Linked DNA regions of Homo sapiens: region 1 is linked to region 2. Evidence: chromatin loops called from intact Hi-C (ENCODE). Cell type or tissue: endothelial cell of umbilical vein. All regions are shown on one strand.

Region 1 (5,000 bases), 75 kb after region 2:
GGTTTCAGTGAGCCAAGATTGCACCACTAAATGCTAGCCCAGGCAACAGTGCAAGACTCCATCTCAAAAAAAAAAAAAAAAAAAAAGTTTAAGAAGGAAAAAAAAAGAGTTTAGCTGGGTATGACATACTCACAAAGATGCCAGAAAATACTCCTAACAATTAACAATCATTTAACAGTAGACAATGTTGTTTCCTTGAGATTCTGAAAGCATAAGCTTCATGTTGCCAGTGGGCAAAAACAGCTGAAGAATGAGAAGTAAAGCCTTTGTTTCTTTGCTCTTCCTCTGTTTCAGCCTATGACCCATTGGTTCATCTGGTTTATGTGTAGTACAGATGAGTCACAGATTGGTCGTTCACATGCATTAGTTGGTTTTCTTCCCCATGTTCATGAACTGTATGCCTAACCTCATCCAATCATCTGGCAAATGAACACTGTTGTCCACAGAGGAAGCTACGTGAGGGGGGTCCATTTGCAATGCAAATCCGTCATCATTGCTAGAAAAGCAATTCGAAGTAGCATGATTTTTTTCCTATGAGAACAGCATATTGTAAAGTTCTGATAGAACACAATGCAATGCCAAGGGCTTCTAGGACACTTGATTTCGCCACTCTCTAAAACAAAGAAATGAACTATCAGGGAGGCTGATAATTTGTTGATTTTGGTGATATTTTTGTTTATCATTTAAAGCACACCAAATTATTAACAATCTGTTTTGCCAGAACTGATAAGAATCTAGAACTATAAATCTACTGCTGGCCATCGATTAAGACAGTTCTCTCTTGTTACTTAATATTAGTATTTATTTTCTCCACTAGAACTGCTTAGCTTGAGTGAATTCTAGCTGATAATTTCAGAAGGGTGAAAAGCTAACTAGAACTGGGCATTTGGCCCAGATAAATCTGATTCCAGTACTATGAAAGAAACAGCAAGGGAACTAGAAAGTCTTTGACAAAAAAATGTTGATAATTGGCTAAAAACTGGGGAGGGAAACAGAAAACTTGGAGAGCTATGAATGTTATTCTAAGTAGAAGAAAGACGCAAGGGAGGAATCAAGGTGCTGTGACATTAACAACCCTATCTTTAAGGCTAAAAAAAATTAAAAACACCTATAAATTCACTTAAAACTACTCTCCAGAACTCATAGGAAATAAGTCTTCCTCAGGACCTAAATTGCAGAAACAAAATGGAAATCTGGTGTTTGAATCTCTGCTCTGTGTGACCCTGGGCAAGTTCCCTCAACTGAGTCTACATTTCAGTGACATCCTTTTTTTTCTTCATCTGTAAACTGTGGATGAAGTAACTACCTCTTCCACAGGGCTATTAGGATTAAATAAGAAGCTTTGTAATTCTGCCTTCCCAATCAAATAATAGATCTTTTTATATTGCTAAGAATTTACCTATTTTTATACCAATTAATTTTAGAATGTTACCAAGTTTGTATATGAATCTGTATAAAATATTATATACTTTTTTCTAAATCAGATTTCAATCTACATAATTTATTATATTAATTACTCAGGTTATCATTATCAATAGCAAATACTGGATGAGTAAAACAGTAGTAAACTTCAGTGCCCTCAGGTCTTGCTGAAGTAATTCTTACCTTCCAGGATTATATTGAAAAACAAAATACTCCAAATACCTCTAAGACCTTCACTCAGTGAGTCCCTTTTATTTAAAAAGTTTCAGAGAGTAAGTAAAAAGAGTACTTTGGTAGGAACTAGTTTATCACCCTGTCTCTAGAAAGGATTGGGAGCAATCATTTTGAGCAGGTGGGTATCTAAATCATTAAGAATGTTGGGAGGAAGGAGGCCAATGGTAAAGAAGCTCTTCCTTCTAACAAACATGAATCCTTTACCTTGACCATTTTTCTACTTTACTCCATTTATGAGATTAAATCAGTTTGATTGAGGAAGCTAGGTATAATAAGGTTTTAAATCCACACAGATCAAGAAGTATCACCAACTTGAATTTAACCACTATCTTTTCTTTAACCACAAGAGTTCACAGGATAGCACCATTAAATAATATTTGCAAAGCATGCACAGTGCCCCACACAGAACTAGTAAAGATACGGTTATTTTACTCCAGGGGTTTACAGTCTGGAAACAAAAAAAGTATATTGTGAAGAATCTGAATACTTTTAAAAATCTGTGTGTTATTGTTGAGGATAGACTCTCTATTTCAGAGATGGAGAAACAAAGAGAAAAAATTGATACCATGACCCTAGATCACACAGGGAGTGACAGATTCAAAATAATTTCAGTCTTCTTTGTCCTATTACTAGTGCATTCTCATCACTAGTCTACAGTGGCTTATTCAAAAGTAGTTCTAAATTATTTCTTAAACCAAAAGCAGCACAAATTATAAAAGTCTAAATGGTACTCAACACCATTCAAGGTGCAGATAATTTTTGCCCATGAAAACATGCTAAAGGGACTCCATGTTGTGGTAAGTTATCAAATTATGGAAAGAACATTGCAGAGATTAAAATGTTGCATAAGAGAGAGAAAGCAGCATGAGTCAGGGGTTTGGGAAATATGAGTCAGACTGAAGGGAAGGAGCCAAAAACATAGAGAATGAGGGCCTAAGCAGGGACTTAATGGACACCACAGAGATGTGGACAAAGTTGTCTCCATTAACTTTGAGAGAAAATCAAATGTGCGGTTCCCTAGACGTGGGGGTCGGTGTGATAAAGAGGCTAGAAGAGCTGAGCAAAGATTAGCCTGTGTTATTTAAAGCAACTAACGGTGCCAAAGTCAGCAAGAGAGGGACCTACAATAGTATAAATCACTAGGAGGGAGCACGTGGGCACATTTTTGAAAAATGAGGGAATCACCAAATATTGCCATTAGCTATTGTTAATGTATTAGAATGACGAAATGTGTTATGGTATTTTAGGAAGCACAATCTATTATTTTGTTCTTTGGTAATGTTAACATTAGGCTCTGTCTACATAGTTCAGAGAGACTCCTTATGTTGTTCAATCCAGACTCTCTAATCCTGCCTTTAAGGCCTTGAATTTTGTTCACGACAGATCTAGCATTTCATGATCCTCTTCAACCAGGCACTGCACCAGGCTCCTCACACAGAGCCCCGGCAGCTGTGCTGACGCCATCTGTCTGCCATTCTTCTCATGGAAACCAGTTTTGTCTTATCAGCATTTTCTAATGTGAGCTGCTTTCTGCCTAGAAACAGCTTCCTTTTCCTGGCAACCCATGTATCTCGTCTTCTTCAAAATGCAGTGGAGAACCCACCTCTTCTGGCGAATCTGCTTTATACCTCATAGCCTCTGCACTCCTGGACTCACTTGCTCAACATCATTTTTCTTTTACTAACATCTTACTGATTTTGCTGTGTTTCTCAGATATACCTTGTTACTCTGCTTCATACATTTTTAGCTCCATTAGGTAAAACACTGATCCTACTTTTCCTGAAACTTTAGGTACCAATTCTCAGCAAATGGTAATAACTCATTTATCCATTTATTGCACAAATATTTATTGAAAATCCACCATGTTTCATGCACTATCCTAGGCACTGGGAATACAGGGGGGAAAATAAGACATAGATCCCCCATCCCCACCCAAAGAGCTTGGGTCCAGGTCCCAGGAAATTTATTAACTGACTGCCTGAAAAACCAAGTGAGCTTAACTGTCAAGGATAAATTATAATCATGCAAAAACAACAAAAAATTTCTCCCCATAGTAATTTGTCCTAGATTATCAGGAAAATCATGGCTGACCTGAGTAGTTTCCCTTATAAATAAAGCATTGCTTTTGCTAATGCAGATATTCTCCCATACAAATGTAGGAAACAGATTTTTCTTACACACCATGGAGATACCTACAAAAGGCTGTGTTTGCACTATGGGAAGTCAGGAGCAAGTAGAGGGCAGTGGACTGTCATCAACACTCCTGGGAGAGCCACCTTTTCCAGAGCATCTGCACAGGGATGGGTATTCTGCTTTGAGTTTCTGACATCATTGTCCATTTTAGTAAATTTTGTATCATAGTGAGCTTTCTGGTATTTATGACAAATGGAAATGCATAGAAGTAGAAAAGCCAAACATAACGGAATTTAACAATGTATAATAATTTTATATGACTTTGCATAGATGTGTAAATAAGTAATTCCAGGATCTCAAAGTATAATTTTCAAAATAATATTGTGTTATTTAAATAAACTAATAAATTGACATTAACGTAATTGAAAATAGGTCAAAGAAATTCAGTCTGTTTATAGCCTTTAGCATTAGATAAACCACCAACAGCAAAGGAGAGGATAAATATTCTAAACCACAGCCAGAGAAGCCATAAATGGAAATGTAGTTAGTAGCTGCCTCCTGGTCACAGAGGTCACTTTTTTGACAATTTTATGAGTCCCAGTAAGTAAAATGTGTAATCACCAGTCAGTCCTAGGTGAGGCAAGTCTTGTTGCAGCTTTGTTTGGGTGTTGGTGGAGAAAGGGAAGGAAAGTAGTGGCAGTGAGCACAGTGGTATTTGTTTTTTGTTGTTGTTTGTTTTTATTAATTTAACTCACCTAATATTTTTATTAAATAACCCACTCAGAAGGTAAACAGACCTCATTCTTAAGAAGGAGTAGCACAGGTTTTTGTGTTTAAAATCTACTTAATGATACATTAATTCCACTGGAAATGTTAGCCTATTTATCAGACACTAAGAAATGAGCAACAAGAAAGTAGGAAGGAAGTCATAGGGCATCAGTTGTAGGAATGCAGCGGGGTGGAGGCAGTTTGCAGATAGATGTCAAAAAGAAAAGCCTCAGTCACTGCTGAGGCCTCCCTTAGAAAATGCAGCAGCCAGCCCAGGGCCTTGATCTGCTGCCAGAGGAAACTTGCCACATCTGAATCTAACATTGCCGTATCTCTCAGGACTGTTATCACTGCAAATGCTGGCAAATGTTCTTGACATAAAACAATAGATACTCTGCTGTCATTTCTGCATTAACGAGTCATAAAGCTCTGAAGAAACCCCA
Region 2 (5,000 bases):
TTCAATTTATTAAGTGTGGATTCTGGGGCTAAAGAACTTACCTACAACCACACAGCCAGCAAATTACTGACCCAGCATATTCTGAACCCAGGTCTTTATTCTTTCCAAAACTTCACAGCACCTTCCTCAGAGCATCTCTACATGAAAATCTGTATAAAGAAGTGATCTGTGGTGTCGCCATTTGTATCAAAATGGTATCACAAACTTATTTAAAAGGCTTCATCTAAAAGTCTTCAGAGTTTTGGCCAGGGAAGAGCTCTAATATCACACATTAATAACCTTACCTTTGTAACATGTAAATTGTTTTTTGTTTTAACATCTCAGTTTCATTAAACTGAGACCAGAAAGAGCCATCATCTTTTTACCAATTTGTAATCATTTTATTGTGTTATGGACCTGCAGCAATGCTGACTATATTTACAAATCTGTGAGTGAAATTTTAAAACCATTTTCCTCTTCTAATCTCTCCCATCCTGCCTTCTTAGAAGCACACAAAGCATCTCAACCACTCCCAAATTCCCTGTTGGAATACCCTTAATGATTCTGAAATATTTTGTTATTCCCCAAACACCTCCCTAAGACGAATCACTGGACTCCAGGCTCTTCACATTGCCAAGTTGAATCGAGTTCAAATGTTCTATCTAACCAAACTCTAACTTACAACAAAGCCACATATAGTAGATGATGTGTAAGATATTCCGAAAATACCAAGGCAACAGGGAAAAAAAATCTGTGTCATCAAGAGGTCCTCCCAGAACTTCTTGTAATCTAGAATAATCAATTTTGTCAAGCTCCTGTAACCTAATCATAGCACACATGTGTATATATGTATAACTAATAACATAAATCAACTTTCATTTTAATAATGTATAGCTTAAGTTTTCTCACATCCAAAACAATTAGTGTTGCCAAATTTAAGATTATTTCTCTACTTTAGACATCAGAACATGCACAAGGACTTGAGGAATAAACAAATCCAAGAAAACAATCTTAGCCTGATAAAGTAAAAATTTTGAATAAATTCATAAATCATTTAAAACACAATCTTGTTAAATTAGCTATTTCATAGTATGTTATGAATGTAAAAGCAGAACACAGAAAAGGCATTTTCCAAAAAGATATAGGACTTAGTAGGATTTCCTTTTATGTTAAAAAATGGCCCATGGAAGAGCAGTTTTCAGAATGACCAGGGCATAGTCAGACACCTCTTTCATTGGAAGCTTCACCAAAGGGCACACTTCTCCTGAACTCAGAGTTTTGAGTCCAGACCCAGCTCTTGCCAAAGTTCACTGGGAGTTTTGCTAAGCTTCAAGATGATCCCACCTGAAAGCTCTTTGGAGACAAAGTTAAGGTAAGTTCCCCTTAATATTTCCAGAACCATATGAACATATAAGCAAACTGTGTAAGGCTACGTAGAAATGATTGAATTTTAATTTTTTCAAACTACAAACACTTTAAAGACAAGGATTCTCCTCTATACTTATTTTGTAGTACTAGCACCAAGAATAATGCATAGTACATAGTTGATACTTAATAAATTCAATACTTGTATGAATAAACTGAAAAATTCTCACAAGACCATTGGGGGCAGTTCTACTAATCTCCCTGTAGCCCTGCAATTTTCAAAGGCTTCATCACGCAATTCCCCTCACAACTTTTTGGTTCACTAATCATAAAGCCACACGGACAGAAAGGAAAGAAATCCCAGAGACCAAAAAGCCGTTTGTTTTGTCCATCTGGTCACATATTTATAGCGTTTCAGAGCTAAAAGTGGTATTAGAAGTTGCCTTTGAACAGTCCCATTTTACATGTGAGAAAACTAAAGTCTAAGCTCTTGGGTGAAGTGACTGAGCCTTGATCACCCAGCTGACAAGCACCAAAGCACTTCCCGATATTATTTCCTCCATATTCCTCTGCAGTTAGCCCCCACCAACTCCACCAGAAAGTATTTGTAGACTTAGGTATTTCCTTTAAAAGCCTCAGATGACTTTACTTGGGGTGTGGTGGAAGGGACCACAATTTTATTATAATTTACCAATAGCCAGGAGTTTTGTTCCACTAAAACATATGTATTGACTGATCTGCTGAATCTTGCTTTGGGGGGAAGGTGTTTTTTTTTGAGCCCATCTGAAAATGTTAAATGTTTCATTACTCTTAGATTATTAAATGAATAACTCCAGGGAAAAAATGTATCATTGTTTCTTATGAGTATTAAGACAAAGAGGCAAAACTTTCCATTTGACCACAAGAGGGCAGCTACAACATTTCCTGCTAGGTCTTTGGGGTTCTGAACTACGATCAACTGGGCATTTGGGGACTCAGCTTGCCATAGACTCCCTAATAATACCTTTCAACTGAATTCCCAATATGTCACAAAACATTCTCTCATGGTGTTTCCTGGGACGGTTTTTGTTTTGTTTTTAAAGAAATTATTTTCCAACTTCTTTCCAGATCTACAGAGTCCTCTGCTTTAGAACTCTGTGCCAAAGTTACCATCTACAAAGATCTTTGGAGACCAATAAATTGTTAGGCTAATTAGAAAACCCACAGAAAATGTTTTATTTTAATTAAGTTTGACCCCAGATAAAAATAAAAACAGTAATGATTATCTGATTCCACCACACTTAATAAAGCTTGCTCTAAGTGCTTCACGGGATTTGCCAAATATTTGCCTCATCTCAGCCTTCATTCGTCATTCCCATTTTCATGATATCCTAAAATCTTTCAAGTCAAAATTTATTGTGGAATTTTATCACTGAGCTAAACGGTGGGAGGTCTGCAAATAAAAAAGCAGAGATTAGTAATAGCTACATTCCATATTCTTATAGTTGCACAAAAACATAAATTCAAACTTAGTTCATCTGTTAGGTGCATAAAGAGTGGGGAGTTAATTTGAAAAGTAAGTGCTAGATTTTATATGTATATATGTGCATGCATCTGTGTGTAGGTGTGGCTGTGTGTATATACCCATTAATTTTTTTTGTTTTTTCACTAGTAATTATATATAAGTAGTTTGGAAATTTACTATTGATGTTTGTAGATTTTGAAGATGTACATAGCGATGTATTTCCTTCACATTTACCGTGAAGCCTTTCCCTTAACCATCTTATTTAAAATTGCAACCCCTGTCCCCCCAATCCCCACATATCCTGTCCTCATTCCCTGTTGTATTTTTTCTCTTATCAACATTTGACATACTTTATATTTTACTTGGTTTTTGTTAGTCTCCTTCACAAATAACCCCTCCCCAACTAGAATAAAAGCCCTATGACGAAGACAGAATTTTTTCTATTTTGTTTATTGCCATGTCTTCAAATCTTACAATAGTGCCTGACACATCAGAGGAGCTCAATAATGCAGCAACATGGTAAATTCACAAAAATTGAAGCATTTTTACTAGAAACTGATATTTTAAAATCTCTAGCATTGCTAATTTACTTCAGTACATTTAAGGAGACCTCCTAAAAAGAGATAATAGCCCACTATCAGAACTGAAGCATATTTCCTAAAGCAAGTATCTGAAACAATACGTGGGCTCATGATTATGGCTGAGTGTATACTCTTGAATGCTTAGACTCAGCAGGTCCTGTTTCCCAGAAGTCAATCAGACCTGGACTGAATTCTCAGCAAAAGTGGCCTCCAAAAGTTGTCACAGCATCACACAAGCAAAGCAGTGGGATAAAGGAAAGAGTAGTGACCTATCAATAAGGAGCCCATGGTTCTAGTTCTGCCTCTGCCACTAGCTAACTAGGAGTTAAACCATCCATCTAAATTGTTAGTGCTTTGATGTCCTCTAAAAAATAATGGATATAACACCCTGTTTATATCAAAGAACTTTGGAATCCAGTGAAATGTGAAAGTATTTTGGTAAGTATGGACTATTTTTCAAGTAGAAGATGTTATTAAAATCAATGTTGCCTGTACTGTGCTATGTAATGCCACCATTTGGTGTGGCCAGTCAACAATTTAATGGTTTAATGAACAATTCTAGGCTGGATCCAGTTCTATCAGTCAAGTGATGGTTTGTCAGGCCCTTCTTGGTACTCTAACCCCTAGGCCTTCTTCTTGCCGCTGTTGGGTTTATTTGACCCCAGAAGCTCTGCCCCATCCTGCCTCTAGGATGAATCCTAAGTGGAAACAAAAGACACTAAGGGAGCTCTATCGCCGTAACGAGGAATTCACATCATGTCACCGTACTTAGTTAGTCCAGCCCTGATCATATGCCTCAATGCTGGTAACTGGGCATCTTCTTTCTTCTCCTTCTGATAATCAGATCAAGAATTCGCCTCCTCTTGAAAGCATTTTCACAGTAGGTATAAATATTTGCTAAATTAATGACAAAAAGACTTTACACCAGTGTCCCTCTTGGTTTAGAGCTCTGCCAGGTCCTTGTCAGTACGTCCTTTAATCCCCTACCTCTTCACTCCTGGCAGCCTTCCCTGATGCTGGCTGACCATCAGTAGCCTACACCTGAGAGCATCAGAAGTACAAGATATCTTCCTCGATTCCTACTGCCACATTCATCCACCTTTAGGACTTCTCACTTATTCCATTAGACTCTGTAAAGCCAGCTGCTTTTCTGATCCATGCTTGCTTGTCATACCCAGTGGATACCACCTTCTATTTGCCAACTGTTCTCTCTCAGGGTCTAAAACAGGTCTATATCCTCAGGGCCTGCCTCACTTGGTTCCTGTTCCAGCTCGTGGCTTAGCCATACCACAGGACCCTCACTGGGTTAACTGGAAAGATGCTGTTTAGTCTTGGCTACCATGGCAGAACCCTGACAGCACACAAAGCAGTGCAAGTAATATTCAACTTCAAAAAATGTTATCTTTCAAAAATATGCTTGCAAATAGATTCTCTAGCACTTGGGAATGCATGTCTCTACACCAACAACTCATACACTTCAGTAGTCATTCCTTCAAACACATTCACTGAGTATCTTCTTACTTTGCACAGTTCTTGGCACAGGAGAAGAGAAAGTGAGACACAACCTTGTT

What was found. A loop is a pair of places that touch in the nucleus more often than their neighbours do. Peaks named below come from ENCODE experiments on the same cell type or tissue, not always from the same donor. Only the 100,000 strongest peaks of a DNase experiment are listed, where the experiment ranks them.
Region 1: it touches region 2 in a loop (4-fold over the local background); 6 of 110 quality-filtered maps call a loop at or near these places.

Annotation. Positions count from the first base shown.
Region 1 is chr2:55,883,421-55,888,420 of GRCh38, reverse strand. All of the region lies in intron 5 of EFEMP1 (EGF containing fibulin extracellular matrix protein 1), which reads left to right. Among named protein-coding and RNA genes, the nearest start is that of EFEMP1, 38 kb to the left of the region's middle. In endothelial cell of umbilical vein, no CTCF peak of the experiment used is centred here; DNase peaks (open chromatin) are centred at 300, 2,540 and 4,795; H3K27ac peaks cover 4,792 bases.
Region 2 is chr2:55,958,749-55,963,748 of GRCh38, reverse strand. MIR217HG (MIR217 host gene) reads left to right here. Exons shown (of 3, transcript NR_126406.1): 3 at 1-343. The region is part of intron 3 of LOC105374690 (a long non-coding RNA gene); the gene reads right to left. Among named protein-coding and RNA genes, the nearest start is that of MIR217, 22 kb to the left of the region's middle. In endothelial cell of umbilical vein, a CTCF peak has its summit at 2,281 (motif pointing right); a DNase peak (open chromatin) is centred at 2,238; H3K27ac peaks cover 1,558 bases.